2 separate regions of the Mus musculus genome follow, and region 2 is linked to region 1. Evidence: chromatin loops called from intact Hi-C (ENCODE). Cell type or tissue: heart. All regions are shown on one strand. Each heading gives the region's core, and the rest is flanking DNA. Links, peaks and the distances in the headings are about the cores only. Region 1 has its middle 16 kb from the start of 7530428D23Rik. Region 2 overlaps 7530428D23Rik (RIKEN cDNA 7530428D23 gene).

Evidence for each region. Hi-C counts contacts between places; a loop is a spot of excess contacts. Peaks named below come from ENCODE experiments on the same cell type or tissue, not always from the same donor. Only the 100,000 strongest peaks of a DNase experiment are listed, where the experiment ranks them.
Region 2: it touches region 1 in a loop (2.1-fold over the local background); 1 of 42 quality-filtered maps calls a loop at or near these places.

Annotation. Positions count from the first base shown.
Region 1 is chr3:21,815,630-21,818,449 of GRCm38, reverse strand. No RefSeq gene overlaps it. Among named protein-coding and RNA genes, the nearest start is that of 7530428D23Rik, 16 kb to the right of the region's middle. In heart, for the core only: no CTCF peak of the experiment used is centred there; a DNase peak (open chromatin) is centred at 1,209.
Region 2 is chr3:21,760,948-21,763,767 of GRCm38, reverse strand. All of the region lies in intron 1 of 7530428D23Rik (RIKEN cDNA 7530428D23 gene), which reads left to right. Among named protein-coding and RNA genes, the nearest start is that of 7530428D23Rik, 38 kb to the left of the region's middle. In heart, for the core only: no CTCF peak of the experiment used is centred there; no DNase peak of the experiment used is centred there.

The DNA of each region.
Region 1 (2,820 bases), core at 13-2,512:
TTCATGGGCCCACTCATTCCACAAATGAGGTGTACTTATTTGGTTTCCTCTGACCTTCCTCGATATCAGTAATGCATCTTCCTCATATATTTCAAAATGTATCTAATGATAAGTGCTCAAAACATGCTATAAAGGTTCTAAGATTTGAGAGCACTTGATGTTTACGTAGATCCTGAAAAGCTCTCCCCTCAGTCCCAAATCTGAACAACCATAGTGTAGAATAGGGGTTGATCTATTTGATGGAGTTCCTTGTAAACTTAAACAATCGAGGGAATAAATCTAAAAGTGGGTAGCTATCTTCCTTCTGAAATATCTGTGTGGGTTGGGCTCCTCTGTGTCTCCATCCTTAAAGTCTATTTCACCTGCTCTCTGTCTCTTCACAGCCGACCTCCTCATACTGTGATACCCAAGAATCTTGTTGCTCATGATAGAGAATTTTGTTAGAATAGTTCTGGCCTATTTGCTAAGTATATAATTTAGCAAATTCTTCCCATTCAAGTCAACTGAGGACTGAGTTAGGGTTACTGTTTTCTGTAAAGGCACTCATGTCACCTGTTAAGCCTGGTTCTGTCATATCCTATGTATCTAAGAAAATTACCTAAACCTGAACTTCAAGTTTGGAAAATAATGCTGTCTATTTTACACAAGAGAAAAATACCCTGGAATCTCATGGCGCCTGATGAATGTAAGTCTCAGCATGTCATCTTTTAATCACAGTAGGGGAGCAAATGTTAGCAGTGCATGATGCTCTGAGGTCTTTGTCACCGCAAAGGGTAATTGCAGTGATCACTTTGCACACAATCATAGCTGGCTTGCCTTCTGGAATCATTCTTCTACACTGAATAAAGGAGGCAAAGCCAATGCAAGCACTTCAGCCATGGTTTCTCAGAGATGTTTTATTGCTTGAATTAACCACAAGAGCTTTGAAACTGTCTTAAAACATGCAAATAAAATGTGATTCATTAGTCATTAACTAATAAATTCAGTGTGTTCCAGTGCCATCATACCCAGACAAGAAGATCATTGAAATAAACCCAAGTATTTCCCATGAAGATGTTAAAGGATACTCATTTCTTTTCCAGAGAATAAAGAAACACATCTTAATGTAGTAACTAGGAAATACTTGTTTCTAAGCCATTGCAGTTTGTTCTGTTAATCTCTCATATCTCACTGCAGAAGAGCCAAGCTAGCATGGCAATTGGCCACTGCATGAGTTTGGAAACAATGTAACTCTTCCCAGTCTTCCAGAGTTTGCTTTTTGGGCCAGAAGCCCAGTGAATTTGGACACGGCTGTCCCCTGAACTTAAGTTGCCAGTTAACATTTTCATGTCTAGGCTTTTATTTGTCTTCTTTGTTCCAGAAAGTTCTTTGTTTTCTGATTAAATGTTCCACTGTGCGGTACCCACAGATCCCTAACCTATTTCAGTGGCTGAGTTGCCAAGGCTGAGATTTAAAGAGACAGTTACTATTAAAAACAGTTGTGTCTTTACTCTGGATCTAGGTCTGCCCTACATATAATTTCAGTGCATGAAATTTATCCTTGGTTTTATCCTTGGTTCTAAAATTGGGCCTTTTCAGTCTCTTTCCACCTTAGAGGGCTTTCCCCAACTAAATCTCTGCCAAGTTGCTCTGGTGCCTTTTCTAAACTTAGGTAACGAGACCCTAATTCTTATTAAAGTACTGACAGCATAGAAAATTATTTATATCTGAAATTAATATGGCCAAAATTTGGAAATGGTTAAGACCCTAAGGAATGAAATACTAATAGATGACTTGGATGGATCCAGAATTACTGTATAGCAATTTTTACTGGTTTTAATAATAATTTAAAAATGGAGAGATGAACCTTGCTTAGTTCCTTAATGTGTGTCTTAGTTAGGCTTTTACTGCTGCGAACAGACACCATGACCAAGGCAACTCTTATAAGGACAACATTTATTTGGGGCTGGCTTGTAGGTTCAGAGATTGAGTCCATTTTCATCAAGGCAGAGCATAGCAACACCCATGCATGGTACAGGAGGAGCTGAGAGTTCTATATCTTCATCTGAAGGCTGATAGAAGACTGGCTTTCAGGCAGCTAGAACTAGGGTCTTAAAGCCCACAGCCACAGTGACACTCTTCCTCCAACAAAGCCACACCTACTCCAGTAACATTGCACCTCCAAAGAGTGCCAATCCCTGGGTCAAGCATATTCAAACCACCACAATGTGCATTGTCTTGTGGGAATTTAGAAGCCATATAGGCTTCTGTGGATACGATTCTCGTGAAGAACACCTCAGAGCCAATGCTCAGATTGCAAGCTAAGGCAGGAAAGTACAAGAGAGATAAGCCTGAGTGGGCTAGTGGTTAGTGCTGTGTCTACTCTCAGGCTCACTAATAGGTGGTATGGGGACCCAGGCACCCCCAGTAACATAAGGCTGCTGAGTGTCAGGGTGGCCTAAATATCTCTGAATAGAAACAATTGCCACCTCTATTTCTTGTCCTGATGAAATGACATCTCTTACACCTGCCTTCTTTTTGTGTCTCAATTTTTCTTAGCTGTAAGGTTTGGGGTAAAGGACAGATGTACCTCCCCTCTTCTACTGTGATTTTTACTAAACATTGGGATAGGGAAAATCAAAATGGGACTCTGCTGAGCAGAGAGAAAGCCTGCAGTGTTTGAGTCATACTACAGGTTGCTGTGACAATCTGTGTGCTAGGCTAAAGAGCCCAATCACAGCTAGGCCCCAGAGGTAGGAAGGGTGGTATGAGAGCTCTGCTGTGACATGAACCTAGCCTTAGGCAGATCCCTCATTTTTAGGTCTTGTAACCTTCACTTCT
Region 2 (2,820 bases), core at 100-2,599, 55 kb after region 1:
CTTTTGAAAACCATTCCTTATCCACTCCTGTGTCTGATCTAGTGTCATTCTGTCTATTAAAGTCTTGAAAATATATTTGAAAAATGTTAGCAGAAGACTAGCTTCCATAAACTCAGAATCTAAGAATGTCATTAGATAATTCTGAAATATATAGAAGTTTTCTCTGCTTTTTTTGTAACCTGCCTATCAATGCCTTCAATAAATGCCTTCAAATATGACTTTTTTGTTTCCTAACTTAAAAATCCCACGTATCACTATCATAGTGGAGCTTGCCTTTTCAGGACAAACTAAATCCGTATTCCCAGATAATAGTAATTAATATCTAGCTCCATAATAATCATTCATTTCCTTTTAGGTGAGAGTTTTCTTTCTTTCTTTCTTTCTTTCTTTCTTTCTTTCTTTCTTTCTTTCTTTCTTTCTTTCTTTCTTTCTTTCTTTCTTTCTTTCTTCTAATCATGTCTCTAAGGTAGAGGTATCTCTTGTTTTAGTTTTCCCAAGGAGAGAAAATACAAGGGAGAATTATTGGACATACACGTGGTGGTTTCTTTTTAGTTTATGTATTCATTTAAAGACTTATTTTCATTATCTGTTTTACAGTGTATCTGTGTGTTTGCATGTGGGTGGGAGGATATAGGTACTTATAGAGTCCAGAGGTGTCAGATCCTCTGCAGCTGGAGTTATAGGATGTTGTGAGCTGCCTGGCACTGGTACAAGGAACTGAATTCAGGTTCTCTGCAAGAACAGTATGCACTTTTAATTGTTGAGCCATCTTTCCAGTGTCTCTTTTATTGTTAAAGCACTATTTCAATAGTAAGTGGTACACTTTCTTTCTCCTTGATATATACATTGTTCTGATATCTTTTAGAAGTAGTCTCCTATGAAACACTCTCATAGGTCAATAATCTTGTTTTTATTTAACTTATCATTATCCTTTGTATTTAACAAGAACAATTTAAAAAAATTCTTAAATGGACAAATGGATTAAAAGAAAGGCAATGAAAATGGTCAAAGTGATACAATATATTTTTTTAAATCCCTTTCTGATCTCATTCTAACATGGGTCACTAATCAGTTAAATTTGAGGTACATACCATTTAAGACTAATTTATTTCAAAGGACACCAGAGTCCTGACAAAAGATTCACAGTGTCTTAGTTTACTCTGAGGCTTCCTGGAAAAGTGGAGTTCAGGAAGGAGAAAGGCAGCCTAGATATGGGCAGGCCATGGCCTTTCCCTCACCTAGGTCCTGTACAGGTACCTAGCAGCCACTGAGAAAGGAAGACATTCCAAGCAATTCTGGGAAGGCAGATTGATAGTCGTGCTGTTAGCTTCTAAAGAATTCTGTAACTCAGCTAAAGCAAAAAATGGCTGGGCTGCAGGTATTTTTGCTGAGGAAGTGGCACCTGTGGTCAGCAAGTCTGGGCAAAGTTCTGCTAGGTTAGAGGTAAGCCTCATCTGATTTTCAGAGAATCTGGGCAAAATAGAATGCACGTCCCAAAAGAAATGAGGATGGGACAGCCACACTGTTTCCTGAAGGGAAAATGGTGTGTTTGTGGAAGATCCTGTGTGGCATATTTGTGGGCTGGGGGGTGGTGGTGAAGCATGTTGGCACGGAGAGTGGAGACTCTAGGGTGAGTGGAAGCTTGCCAGTCTGCCTCAGCTATGATGCAACATCATCAGCCGTGGCACCACCCTGAAAACCACTGTGTTTGGAGCCAGGGATATACTCAGATGTGCCAGTGCCAATGTATTTTGCATCATAATTAAAGCAACATGGCCACTAATTCTTACCCAGAAATTCTCATCTCCTAGGTCTGCAGACAAATGGCTTTTGCTTTCAGGAGCAGGAAACTTTGAAGAACTTATGCAGTCTCCTTCTTGCCTCGAATAAGGTGGAGCATTACTAATGCTGAACCCACAGAAAAGAGACCTGAGTATAAGTAGACCAAAATCTTCCAGACTTCCTACTTTGGCCAAAATAGCACAGAAAGAAGGCTCTAAGTGCTTGGTTCCTTCTAGCCCCAGGTCTCAGTCATAGTCCTATTATCACCGACAAAATTGATGTGCCATATTTTGTTGAGATTCTTTCCTTTAAGCTAAATATGGTGAAGGCCTTCCTAACCATTGAAACATGGGGGTACAGTACTAACCCCACAGGTCATAATGCAAGGAGTATTAGCAATACCCAGGCTTGGATTCTATGTAAGTTGAGTTCTGGCTAGGGCTGAAAGTGGAAACAATCACTATTGGCTTGCAAAAAATTTACTTGGGTGATAATTTGAAGATGGAGATCTTGGCTATGTATGACAGACCACAATGCCTTTAGCCAAAGAACAAAAGCTCAACCCCAAATCAGAATGTTTGGTCTTTCTTGCCAAACAAATTCATGTTTGGGAACTTCTAGGCAGCTGTCTGGGATTACCTACTGCTTAGTCATAGAGATGAAGTATTAGTGTGATTAAGTAGCTGTGTATTCTTCTGTCAAGTTGGTATTTACATCAGGGGTATCTGAGTCCCTATAAGGACTTTCTGTTGTCTGCAGGTGAGGTAGGAAAGGTGGGGTAAGAGGAGACAGTGAAGCTTCTCCTCTGGTCATAACTCTTGGATATCTGTGTTCTTCCCTCTTCTCAATGTCTAAACTTTCATTCCTTCTTGCCTGGGTGATTTATAATCCTCTGACTTCATCTTTCCTCCTTTGACCCTTGTCCTTATCTGAACTCTGTTCTCGTCTCTCCATGAGCTAGCTTATCTTTCAACTAACTTCCTACTTAAAGTAAAACTCAGGCCATGTCTTTGTCTCAATAACTTCACATTTCATAAT